2 separate regions of the Homo sapiens genome follow, and region 1 is linked to region 2. A link is a contact called in ENCODE Hi-C or POLR2A ChIA-PET data. All regions are on one chromosome and are shown on one strand. Each heading gives the region's core, a stretch centred on a gene start or an enhancer-like site at or near the end of the contact. The rest is flanking DNA. Distances are from core to core; before and after follow the strand shown.

What was found. Hi-C counts contacts between places; a loop is a spot of excess contacts on that map. ChIA-PET counts read pairs that join two places held with the same protein, here RNA polymerase II (POLR2A). Pooled maps may share reads with other maps.
Region 1: a loop to region 2 is called in a map of naive thymus-derived CD4-positive, alpha-beta T cell, with 16 times the contacts of the local background. The contact joins the promoter of ITFG2 here to the promoter of TSPAN9 in region 2. A Hi-C loop is called at or near these places in 1 of 168 maps with a recorded cell type or tissue (naive thymus-derived CD4-positive, alpha-beta T cell) and 8 of 50 pooled maps. POLR2A ChIA-PET finds 5 or more read pairs at or near these places in 2 of 52 experiments (BJ and H1).

Annotation. Positions count from the first base shown.
Region 1 is chr12:2,807,381-2,813,917 of GRCh38, reverse strand. It overlaps ITFG2 (integrin alpha FG-GAP repeat containing 2), which reads right to left and starts at 1,250. Exons shown (of 12, transcript NM_018463.4): 1 at 1,062-1,250. The coding sequence starts at 1,157. ITFG2-AS1 (ITFG2 antisense RNA 1) reads left to right here and starts at 994. Exons shown (of 4, transcript NR_146317.1): 1 at 994-1,356. RefSeq lists enhancers at 974-1,223, 954-1,703 and a silencer at 1,334-1,423.
Region 2 is chr12:3,072,956-3,079,371 of GRCh38, reverse strand. TSPAN9 (tetraspanin 9) reads right to left here and starts at 1,993. Exons shown (of 9, transcript NM_006675.5): 1 at 1,919-1,993. RefSeq lists silencers at 1,888-2,387, 2,438-2,487, 5,704-5,853 and an enhancer at 5,635-5,929.

The DNA.
Region 1 (6,537 bases), core at 1-2,500, 260 kb after region 2:
CATAAAATTGGACTGCTTGGCAGTTCATGAAGAAACACGAAAGCCCAGAAAACATAACACAAATTTATGAGAATAACTCTTTCCTCCCCAGAGAGGGTAGAGCCAAAAAAGGCCTCATAAGATACCTTCTGCATCACAGCACTAGGGGGCGGTGGGAAATAAGTACAGGACAGTTAAGGAACTGTGAAGCAGGGAGGCCGAGTAGGAAGATAGGGCAGAGGGTAGAAGGGGGCAATACAGTGCTTTGCATTAGAACTATGAAATAGATGATAAATGAAAAGATAAAGTCTGCAAAAAAAAGAGCATCAGACACTATTCCCTTTAATGCTCCACCGGAGAATCCTCTCCATACTTTAGTCAATGCATCTCATTACATTTTATTATCCGGTGACTATTACACAGCTTGATTATGAGCTATCTGAGGACTGGAACTCTCTCGTTCATTTTTGAATTCCTAGAATGTAGCAGAGTCCTTGGTGCATAATGAGCAGTTCAGTAAAGATTTGCAGAAAAACAGAATAAAATACTAACACCACCACCACCACCACTAACACTTAAGTGAGCACTAAACTGTGTGCCAGGCATTGTTTTACCTGCTTGACCTGTGGTAATTTATTTAAAAAACGAGAAGGGCTGGGCACGATGGCTCAGGCCTGTAGTCCCAGCACTTTGGGCCAACATGGTGAAACCCCACCTCTACTAAAAACACAAAAATTAGTCGGGCGTGGTGGCGGGCGCCTGTAATCCCAGCCCCTTGGGAGGCTGAGGTAGGAGAATCGCTCGAGCCCGGGAGGCAGAGGTTGCGGTGAGCCGAAATCAAGCCACTGCACTCCAGCCTGGGTGACAGACGGAGCCTGTCTCAAAAAACAAACAAAACCTCCCAAGGAACAAAACCAACCACGAACACTGAAGCTATCAATAAAGTTTTTCTCTCTAGCGCTCCAAACTAGCCACAGCGCGCATGCTCACGCTCACGTGGCACGCTCGGGCGGCCTCTTCCACTTCCCTTGCCCCGTCCCTGCACAGATCCAGGCTGTCTCTTGCGGTGCGCATGCACCTACCGTATCGTTATCAACGTCTCCGAGGCAGATTGCGTGCGGGAAGAGGCTCCCGCTGAACTCCAGCGCCACGCGCTGCACGTAGCTAACTGACCTCATGGCACCTCCAAGAGCAGAGGGAGCGGAGAGGCCCAGTAAATATTCCCTGAACCCCCGTCGCGACAGCCGCCAGAGCGGAAGGCCACCTAAGGCAGCAAGTTACGTCACTGCCTGAACCTCCAATCTCTGCCTCTTCCTCCTTTAACCTTACAGAGGAGGCGGGTCTTCCGGGCTTGGAGGCGGGCTTCCCAACTCTGATGTGAGTGACAGGCCCACGGGCCACTCCTTTTCTCCACAGGGCTGCAGACCGTGGGTAAACCAACCCTGACGGGGGTCGATCTGTTCCCTTGGCAACAGGGCTCCCAAGGGCTTGACCTAATAACCTTGACCTTTTTCCTTTGTTTCCCTGGCAATGAAGATTCCTAGCCATCAGACCATTCCTGAGAATCTTACTAATCTTCGTAATAACTGATAATTGCATGGTTTTGAAAAGTGTTTTTAAAAAACTACCCATTAGGAGTGAAAACAATGTAGTGAGTTGCAATCAGCATATAAAAAATTAAATACAATAGTAATATACCAAGTGACTCCCAGGTAGTAAGGTAAGTACAGTTTTTGTGAAACTCTTGTTTCAATTGTATATACTTATATGTGTATACTGGCTTATAATGTAAAAAAAATTTTTTTTTTCAGTGTATGTGTTTTCTGGTCAATAGTTTAAAAGCCACCTGCTGCAAAGCACATTTCACATATTTCACATAATTAGTTCAGCCACTATGCGAGCTTTTTTTTTTTTTGGCTGAGGAAAACAGGTTCAGCAAGATTAAGTAAAATGGCAGAAGGAAGGATTGTGGGGCGGGGTGCGTGCTCAAACCAGAATTGTTTGATCCCAAACCCTAGGGCCTCTCCATCATTTACTATCATAGTTCGTAGGAGAGTCTTCAGGCTGGAAGTGAAGGTTGCCTGGATTCCGGATCTGCTCTGTCTTGTGGCCCCCCAGCACAAAGCTCTTGCATCTCAACCTCAGTAGCCTTACTCTTGTAGCACAGATGGGACTGTCACTCTCATGGCTGGCTTCTTGGGATACTTTCTTTCCATGTTGAATCCAGTTCTGCCTTTCTTTGGGGTGCCTCGTCAATCAGGGCAATATTTATGAAATCATACAGGTGTTCAATACATTTTTAGATTTAGGTCTAAAAACCCAGGCTGACTCGCACTTGGTGTTTCAAAAAAAAAAAAAAAATGATTCTACCTTATCTGGGATTTTGGACCAGGGGCTGTTCCTTTTTATCTTTTTTTTTTTTATTTTTATTTTTATTTTTTTTTGAGACAGAGTCTCGCTCTGTTGCCCAGGCTGTAGTGCAGTGGCGCAATCTCGGCTCACTGCAACCTCTGCCTCCCAGGTTCAAGCAGTTCTCCTGCCTCAGCCTCCCGAGTAGCTGAGACTACAGGCGAGCGCCACCACGCCCAGCTAATTTTTAATTTAATTTAATTTAATTTTTTTTTTTTTTGAGACGGAGTCTCGCTCTGTCACCCAGGCTGGAGTGCAGTGGTGCGATCTCGGCTCGCTGCAAGCTCCGCCTCCCGGGCTCAAGCCATTCTCCTGCCTCAGCCTCCGGAGTAGCTGGGACTACAAGCGCCCGCTACCACTCAAGGAGAATTTTTTGTATTTTTAGTAGAGACGGCGTTTCACCGTGTTAGCCAGGATGGTCTCGATCTCCTGACCTCGTGATCCACCCGCCTCGGCCTTCCAAAGTGCTGGGATTACAGGCATGAGCCACCGGCGCCCGGCCGCCCAGCTAATTTTTGTACTTTTAGTAGAGACGGGGTTTCACCATGTTGGCCAGAATGGTCTTGATCTCTTGACCTCTTGATCTGCCCGCCTCGGCCTCCCAAAGTGCTGGAATTACAGGCGTGAGCCACTGCGCCCGGCCCCTTTTTTCTTTTTCTTTCTTTTTTTTCTTTGAGAGTCTTGCTCTGGAGTGCAGTGGTGCGATCTGGGCTCATTGCAACCTCCGCCTCCCAGGCTCGAGATCTTGTGTCTCAGCCTCCCAGGTAGGTGGGATTACAAGCGTGAGCCACCATGCCCGGCTTGTCCCTACTTTCTATGTCTGTACATAGTGGGAGGAGGCTGGAGGGCAAGACCTTTTCTTGGGGGAAGGGGGTGGCAGATTTTTTCCTAGATGTCCCAGTGGATCTGACAGCCAGGTAAGAAAGAACAGCAGGTCAGAACAGTAAACTGGAGGAAGTCTGGACAAATACTGGAGACTGCAGATATATTCTGAAGCTGAACTGTGTTACAAGTTCATATTTCTGGTTGTGTACTGTGGGATGGCCAGGTCCATTAAAAGGCACTGGGTCCCACAGGTATTCCTGGTGCTTTGAATACATTTTCTCATTTACAGAGCAGTTGCATGCTCCCTCACCCCGTGTTCTACCCCATCTCTATTCTCTCATCCTAGTTCAAATCCTAAGCTTCATATTAGGCCTTTAAGGGGTGGGAAAACCAAAACCAGTATCAAAATGTTCACCTCTAGGTTGGCTGTGGAGGCTCATGCCTGTAATTCCAGCACTTTTGGAGACTGAGGCAGGCAGATCACTTGAGCTCAGGAGTTCAAGACCAGCCTGGACAACATGGCAAAACCATGACTCCACCAAAAATGCAAAAATTAGCTGGGCATAGTGGTGCATGCCTGTGGTCCCAGCTACTCAGGAGGCTGAGGCGGGAAGATCTCCTGAGCCCAAGAGGCAGAGGTTGCAGTGAGCCAAGGTGGTGTCACTGCACTCCAGGCTGGGTGAAAGTGAGACTCTGTCTCCAAAAAAAAAAAAAAAAAAAAAACTTTACCTCTGAAATGGTTTTTTCTTTCTTTCTTTCTTTTTTTCTGAGGCAGTCTCCCTCTGTCACCCAGGCTGGAGTGCAATGACACGATCTCGGCTCACTGCAACCTCCGCCTCCCGGGTTCAAGCGATTCTCCTGCCTTAGCCTCCTGAGTAGCTGGGACTACAGGAGACTGCCACCACGCCCAGCCAATTGTTTTTGTATTTTTAGTAGAGACGGGGTTTCACCATATTGGCCAGGCTGGTCTTGAACTCCTGACCTTGTGATCTGCCTGCCTCGGCCTCCCAAAGTGCTGAGATTATAGGCATGAGCCACCACGCCCGGCCTCTGAAGTGGTTTTAAAAAAATATATTACTAAATAACTCAGAACAAGAGATGAGATCACCCAGCTTCTTTCATCAGGTGCCTTGGCCTGACCCAGTTATCTAAGATCAGACCCCAACCCAGGATTCCCCAGTGCCTTAGTTTTATCTTCCTCATCATTTGGGTTTCTTGGTCTGGATCTTTCTGTGACACGGGGTGTCTGTTTTTAATTGTAGAATATGTTTGCCATGAAGGTCATGTAATTATGATCACAACTTCTTTTTTACTTTTTTTTTTTTTTGAGATGGAGTCTCGCTCTGTCGCCTAGGCTGAGTGCAGTGGCACGATCTCAGCTCACTGCAAGCTCTGCCCTCCGGGTTCACGCCATTGTCCTGCCTCAGCCTCCCGAGAAGCTGAGACTACAGGCACCCGCCACCACACCCGGCTAATTTTTTGTATTTTTAGTAGAGAATGGGTTTCACTGTGTTAGCCAGGATGGTCTCAATCTCCTGACCTCATGATCCACCCACCTCAGCCTCCCAAAGTGCTGGGATTACAGGCGTGAGCCACTGTGTCTGGCCTTCTTTTTCACTTTTTTGAGTTTCACTCTTCTTGCCCAGGCTGGAGTGCAATGGTGCGATCTTGGCTCACCGCAACCTCCGCCTCCCGGGTTCAAGCGATTCTCCTGCCTCAGCCTCCCGAGTAGCTGGGATTACAGGTGTCCACGACCATGCCCAGATAATTTTTTTTGTAGTAGAGACAGGGTTTCACCATGTTGGCCAGGCTGGTCTTGAACTCTTGACCTCAGGTGATCAAAGTGCTCGGCCTCCCAAAGTGCTGGGATTACAGGCCACCATGCCTAGACGTATGATCACAACTTCTATACCACACTTTTTGGCTTTTGTCAAGAGAGCCAAATAAAGTTAGGCAGGAAAGATAGGTCTCCAAGAAATAGGGCACAAGTGAAGTCCTTCCATGCCTGTGCCTCTCCCCACCTTGCATCAGTTACTTTAAGTCCAGTGAGTGTTTTGTATGACTAGGCATTGTCAAGCCATATGGACAGATCCCTGGCTCCACAAAGAGCACTCCTGGTCTTGGCCCCTTTCTAGTTGGAAGGTTGCTAGGTCTCTTTGGGCACCATCTAAACTCCATCTTGTCTAAGCCAAGCACTCTTTCTGCTGGTTTTTGTCTTGCTCCCCAAAACTGTCTAATTAGGGTATCTTCCTGGTTAGGTGACATGGATACAGTTATATGAGTGGCATATTCTTTACAAACAATAGAAATCTCCATAGGAGGGGATGGGGGGATTAAGTGGGGAGCGTTTCTTTCTTTTTTTTTTTTTTTAAGATGGAGTCTTACTCTGTCGCTCAGGCTGAAGTGCAGTGGCGCGCTCTTGACTCACTGCAAGCTCCACCTCCCAGGTTCACACCATTCTCCTGCCTCAGCCTCCCCAGTAACTGGGACTACAGGCTCCCGCCACCACACCCAGCTAATTTTTTTTTTGTGTGTGTATTTTTAGTAGAGACGGGGTTTCACCGTGTTAGCCAGGATGGTCTTGATCTCCTGACCTCGTGATCCGCCTGCCTTGGCTTCCCAAAGTGATGGGATTACAGGCGTGAGCCACTGCGCCCAGCCAGTGGGAAGCATTTCTAGGAAGATTCTTTGTGTACTTCATCCTCCAACAGTAGACAGAATGGTTTGTGTTTGCCCAGGGTGCCCAGGTAAGAAACAGGGTCTCCAAGTATCTTTCAAAACATGAGGCCCAGAGCCTCACCACCTTGGGGGCAGGGTCCATGGCTTCTCAATGGGCTTGGTTTGGCTTATATCACCATTTCCCCCTCCCCTCTCTCATTCATGGTACACCTTAGCATATTAAACTGTTGGAAAAGTTAGGTTTTTTGTCCTAGAAACTGGCAGAGTAGTGTGGGGCAGCTCTGCACCGGGTGAAATGCTGTTATTCAGAGCTCTACTAAGTCTCACTGCCTTCCTCAAGTTTGCCCCTGTTAAAATGCACCACCAACTCTGGGACGCTTTAATCCTAGAACTAACTCATCAGGATTGTCTGCTCAAGACTACTGATGGATGAGAAGTTCACTGTCACTGTGTCACTTAAACATTAGGAGACAGGGTTAAAACACAAAGAATGAGGAAGACGTTTTGGAACTAGATTAACACTGTAAAGACTAAATGGCCACCAAACTGTTGAATTTAAAATGGTTAACTTTGTTTCACCTAAAAATGTGAATTTCACCTAAAAAAATACAAATCAGTTTATGTCTGATGCACTTCTAAAACAGG
Region 2 (6,416 bases), core at 744-3,243:
ACTTAATGAGTGTTGTGACCTTAGATAAGATACTTATTCTCTCTGAGTATCATTTTCTTAACCTATAAGAAGGCAATTAAAAGTAACAAACTTCAGCCAATGCGGTGGCTCACGCCTATAATCCCAGCACTGTGGGAGGCCAAGGCAGGTGGATCACTTGAGGTCAGGAGTTCAAGACCAGCCTGGTCAACATGGCAAAACCTCATCTCTACTAAAAATACAAAAATTAGAAGGCGTGGCGGCACGCGCCTGTAATCCCAGCTACTCGGGAGGCTGAGGCAGGAGAATGGCTTGAACCTGGGACGCGGGGGTTGCAGTGAGCTGAGATCCTGCCACTGCACTCCAGCCTGGGCAACAGAGTGAGACTCTGTCTCAAAAAAAAAAAAAAAAGTAACAAATTTCACAAGATTACGTATGAATTAAATAAAATTATATACAGCTAATGTAACGTGCATAGAAAAAACTTGGCCAACTATAAATTACTTTATCAACACTAGTTATTGTTATTAATATTAAATATCTGTTCATAGGTTTAAAAAGCTCTGCCAGAATATTAAAATCTGATTAAACCAGACCAAAAAAAAAAAAATCCTACTCTCACCTGTTCAGGGACTTGCACACAGGGCGTCTTCAGTGAGTGAGAGTAGAACTGAATTACACTTCAAGTTTTATCTACCCCAATCCTCTCCCTCCAACCCACAGCCCAGCTGCATCAGCCATGCCAGGACCAAGCCGAGGGTAGGAAGCCGGTGTAATTGTCTGCCTCTCTGGCTGCATTCCTTAGCTAAATATAAATGATTTGTCCAGGCTATTGTTTGAAATTATCCATAATCCCTCTCCTCCCCTCCCCATTACTTATGATGGCAAGCTGGCTGCGTATCTCTATAGCAAAGCATATATTCAACATTCTCTGTGGCTATTTTCAGTAAAGAGAAGGGAGCTGGCAGGTATATATAGGGATCCTCGCATGAGTCTTCAGTTTTCTCCACTAGTCCAGGAAAGCTTCCTGGAGGAGGAAATACCTGAGTCACCCCAGGGAAAAGGACAGCTGCAGGTCAGAAGGGCACGCGCACATAATGAGAGACTGGGTCTCTGAACTAAGAGTTACCAGGTAAGGCAGGTAAGCCCCTGCCTTCTTACCCCCCGTTTTGGTGATGCGAGAAAAAGGTAGCTCAGGGGATCCCATACTAGCCCAAGCTTCCCCAGACAAAACAGGCATTTGGGGGAAGATGAAGCAGTGACTCGTATATTTTTCAAAGAGGGAGGAGATCCAAGACTCCAGTTCCAAGATGTACAAGTACAAATATTGCTCTTACAACAACAAGCCGGTTTCTTGTTTGGATCTTTTTTTAAAAACCACAAGAAAGTTTTTTGAAGTCCCAAACTTGAATGCACAGATGGGCTAGATCTCCAACTTCGGGATGTGCCAGAGTCCTGTCACTCGGAGTGCTGATCTTCCAGCAGTGGCCCAGGGAGCGGTCGCGGGTGCCGGGGGGCTGCAGGCCATATCCCAGCCCTGCCCGAAGGCCCCCTGGCCCTCTCTGGGGTCCTTGTATGGACTGTCCCAAGCGGTGCACGGGGTCACACAGTCGGAAACCCTTGCCGGCCCCGGGTTACTCCCTTTCTGAAACGGTCTTCCTCGGAGCCATCCCCTGGAGGACCCCACTTCGCTCGGTGCCCGGGCCCCGCACCCACCCTCCCCTTCCCGGCCCGCTTCCCGCACGGCGCCTACTCTGTTCCTCGTCCTCTCGTCCCACCGCCGCCCTGCCCACACTGCCTCCCGTGGGCGCCCCCGGCCGCTCCCCCTTCTCGGGTCTCGGCCTGGGGGTGCCCAGCCCGCCCGGCGCCGGCTCAAGGCCGCGCGACTCCGCACGCTCTCGAGACCCGCCTCGCCGCCCGCCGCCCGGGCCGCACTCACCGCGCCCGCAGGACCTGGGGGTCTCCGCTCTGCTCGCGCTCCGGCACCGCCGCCGCCGCCGCCGCCAGCGGAAACAGGGGGCGGGGCCTGCCCGGGAATGGCGAGCCTGCGGGGCGGGGCGGCCCGGGGGCGGAGCGGGGAGGGGCGGGGCGGAGCGGGGAGGGGCGGGGCGGAGAAGGATCGCAGGGCTGAGCGGGGCGCCAGCGCCAGTGCCCGGCACTGCCCCGGGCTGGGTCCCCTGCGTTAGAGGAAGGGGAGCCCGGGGACGGGGCACGGGGCCCGCGAGGCACGGGTGCTCTCTCGGGGTTCCGGAAGCCTCCCTCCCCGCCCCGCCGCCCGCATGCCCGGACCGGCCGCTCCTCCGAGGTGCTATGATCCCGCCTTCCCCCTGCGGCGAACGGGCCTCTTCCCGGGGTAGGGGCGGGGAGGTCCGGGCCTGGCAGTGCGCTCTCCTGGGCTCTGCGCCCACACGGCACCCAAGGGCCTTCCTGGCCCAGGCCTCGGCTCTCTCCCTCGCGCCAGGCTGCCTGGCCTCGCCACCCCACCCCCACACCTACGAACCCCTTCCCTGGTGTTTCGGGCGGACTGTGCGAGATGCTGACAGCGCGGGTGTGTGTTGGAGCCTGCCTGAGACACCTCCCGCAGAAAGGGCCATGCCTCCCCAGGAGCTGGCGGCCTCCAAGGGCGACTACAGGGCACCGTGTGCCTGAGGGGTGCGCTAAGGCAGGAGAAACTCCAGCTAGGCATGTCTGGCCCGGGCGCTTTTTCAGGCCTGGATTTTATGTGTTTTTTGCTTTTTGTTTTGTTTTGTTTTTTCTTGAGACAAGGACTCACTCTGTTGCCCAGGCAGGAGTGCAGTGGTGCGATCACGGCTCACTGCAGCCTCGACTTCCCGGGCTCAAGTGATCCCGCCTCAGCCTCCAGAGTAGTTGGGACTGTAGGCGCGCACCACCACGTCCGGCGAAGTTTTTGATTTTTTTTGTACAGACGGTGGTCTCCCTGGGCCCAAGCTGGTCTCAAACTCCCGGGCTCAAGCCATCCTCCTGCCTCTGCCTCCCAAAGTGCTGGGATTATAGGCCCGGATTCTTAAAGCTAGAAGGCCTAAACTTGTTTCCAAAGAGCACTAAAACGCCATCTCTTCTCATCATTACTGTCATCAAAAATGTCTTCTAGGCCAGGTGTGGTGGCTCACGCGTGTAATCCCAGGACTTTGGGGGGCCCAGGTGGAAGGATTGCTTGAGCTCAGGAACTCAGGAATTCAAGAACAGCCTGGGCAACATAGGGAAACCCCATCTCAAAAAAAAAATGTTTTAATTAACCGGGTGTGGTGGCACACCCCTGTAGTCCCAGCTGCTCCGGAGGCTGAGGCTCAGGCGTTGGAGGCTGCAGTAAACTAGGATCATGCCACTGTACTCCAGCCTGGGCAGTAGAGGGAGACCCTGTCTTTAAAAGTGAAATTTTTTTAAATTTTAAAGAAACTGTATGCTGTGCTTCCCACGTGCCCTACCATTGCACTAAGCTTGACTGGGGACAAGTTTTTAAAACCTGGCTATAATCACTAGGGTCACTTTTGCTTTCTGCTAATTAGACTGGAAGTTTCCACTCATCTTCTGGGCCCCTTTCCGTCACACACATGCAACCTTGTTTTTGTCTATTAGACTAAACCCATAACCCATTTCCTTCTGATCTCCCTTTCCCCACAAGGAAAATATTCTCCTTCTACATTTTGCTTCATCCAAAGCCCTGTTCAATGCCCCTATAACAAAGTCTTCCCAAGGAACCCCCACCAGCCCCAATCTCTCCAGTCACTGCGGCAGAGTTGGGTACATGTACCCAGAAAAGGAAACTGGGTCTCAGACAGGGAAAGAGATATACTAGGATTGTCTGCCAGCAAGCCAACTCACTGGCAGACCATTGGACGCAGCCTGGTGAGGGAGTAGCCGCAGGGCTTGGGAGCCAGACACACCTGTCTGAATCCTGGCTCTGCTTTTATCGGCTGGGACCTCTTCAGGCCTGTTTTCTCACCTGTGGAATGGGGCATAAGAATACCAATTATGGGGATGGGCATGGTGGCTCACACCTGTAATCCCAGTACTTAGGGAGGCCGAGGCGGGTGGATTACCTGAGATCAGGAGTTTGAGACCAGCCTGGCCAACATGGTGAAACCCCGTCTCCACTAAAAATACAAAAATTAGCCGGGTGTGGTGGCACATGCCTGTAATCCCAGCTACTCGGAGGGCTGAGGCAGGAGAATTGCTTGAGCCTGGGAGACGGAGGTTGCAGTGAGCCAAGATCGTGCCACTGCACTCCAGCCTGGTCGACAGAGCGAGACTGTCTCAAAAAAAAAAAAAAAAAAAAACCAATTCCACAGGGTTGATGGGCTGACCAAGATGATGGAGTAAAAGCACAACATGTGATGTGTGGTGACTGCTCTACAAATGCTAGCTTCCTCCTGCCCTTTTTGGTTTTTGTTTTGTTTTGTTGTTTTTGAGACAGGGACTTGTTCTGCCACCCAGGCTGGAGGGCAGTGGTGCCATCATGGCTCACTGCAGCCTCCAACTCCTGGACTCAAGGATCCTCCAACCTCAGACTCCTAAGTAGCTGGGACCACACGTGCATGCCACCATACCCAGCTAATTGGGGTTTTTGTTTGTTTTGTTTTTGTTTTTGTTTTCGTTTTCGTTTTGTTTTGTAGAGACAGAGGCCTCACTATGTTGCTCAAGCTAGTTTTGAACTCCTGGCCTCAAGCAATCCTCCCACCTTGGCCTCCCAAAGTCCTCCTGCCCTTTAAAAAAAGATAGGCGGAGCACAGTGGCTCACACCTGTCATCCCAGCACTTTGGGAGGCCAAGGCAGGTGGATCACTCAAGCCCAGGAGTTCGAGACCAGCCTGGCCAACATGGCAAAACCCCATCTCTACTAAAAATACAAAAATTAGCCAGGTGTGCATGGGCGTGGTGGCACATGCCTGTACGGGAGGCTGAGGTGAGAGGATTGCTTGAGCCCAGGAGGTCAAGGCTGCAGTGAACCATGATTATACCACTGCTCTCCAGCCTGGGTGACAGAGTGAGACTCTGTCTCAAATTAATTAATTAATTAGAGCAAATCTGAAATAATGGAATTCTGAAGTCTTAGAGATAGATGAAATCTTAGAAGAAATCCCTCAGCAATAGCCCAGAAAATGGCTTCACTGCTCACTCTCCTTCACCACATTCAGAGGTGAATGCCTCAGTGCCTCTGAGGGGCTGACAGTTGGAAGGAAGCTCTGAAGAAAAGCTGTAGAGGAGATGGGATTATTCAGCATAAAGGACACAAAGGTGACTAGTGGTCTGTGAAGCAGACACACTGATAGTGTCCACTGAGGACTAAACGCAAGTAAACCTGACAATGACGCACCACCCTCTTGGGGAAGGGACTTACAAACGCATGAAGTCACTGCTTATCATACCAGGCTTCTGAGGAAATGTCATTGCATTTCCCTTCTGGAGGAGATTCTGAAAAATGCTGAGGTTAGATATAGGTAGGGTGACTGTATCCAGGTTTCGGGGGCACATCCTACTTACTCCTCTTGTCCTGGCATAGTTCCTAAGTCCCCTTTCACTCTCGAAATATCCTGGCGTGGATGATAAATTATATGCCATTTTAACTGTGAACAAAGGCAGGACTCCAAACAGCTCCTTCCAGGCCTGGATGTCAGCAACTCTGCTGGAATTTCTGGATCCCCAGGGACTTCAAAGGATAGCATGTCAGTTTATCCCCTTGAAATCACCAAATCAAATCAAAAATGACAATAGGCTAAAATTAAAGTCCCAGCCAACCACCCCAAGTCAAGCTTCAGGACTGTGCCTGCTGAATTGCGACACCTAGTGGCGAAAGTGCACGCTGCCGGAGCGGGGTTCCGCCAACACTTCACATTCGGCCATAGGTTTCAAGTGACTTGCAAAGCAGCTAACAGCTAACATGTACTGTTTATGTGCCAGGCACAGTTCTAAGTACTTTACATGTTCTAACCCACTGATCCTCACAACAACACCATGAGGTAGGTAGTAGCATCACCATCCCGACATTTTTACAGATGAGGAAACTGAGGCTGAGACAGGTTAAGTAATTTCTCCAAGGTCATTTCACCAGCAATTGACTAAGCTAGGATATAACCCCAGGTTGTCTGGCTGGAGGGCCTGCACAGTTAACTACTGCTCCATCCAGAGTGTAATGCACAAAGTTACTTCGGAGGAATCTTCCACCTGAAGAGACTTCCACCACCCCTCTGACATGGAGATGACCTGAGGGTAGAGTGAGAGGTAGAATGTATGAAGAGTTCCACTCTCGGCCAGGCGCAGTGGCTTATGCCTATAATCCCAGCACTTCGGGAGGCTGAGGTGGGTGAATCCCCTGAGGTTAGGAGTTTGAGACCAGCCTGGCCAACATGGTGAAACCCCGTCTCCACTAAAAATACAAAAATTAGCCGGGCCTGTAATCCCAGCTACTCGGGAGGCTGA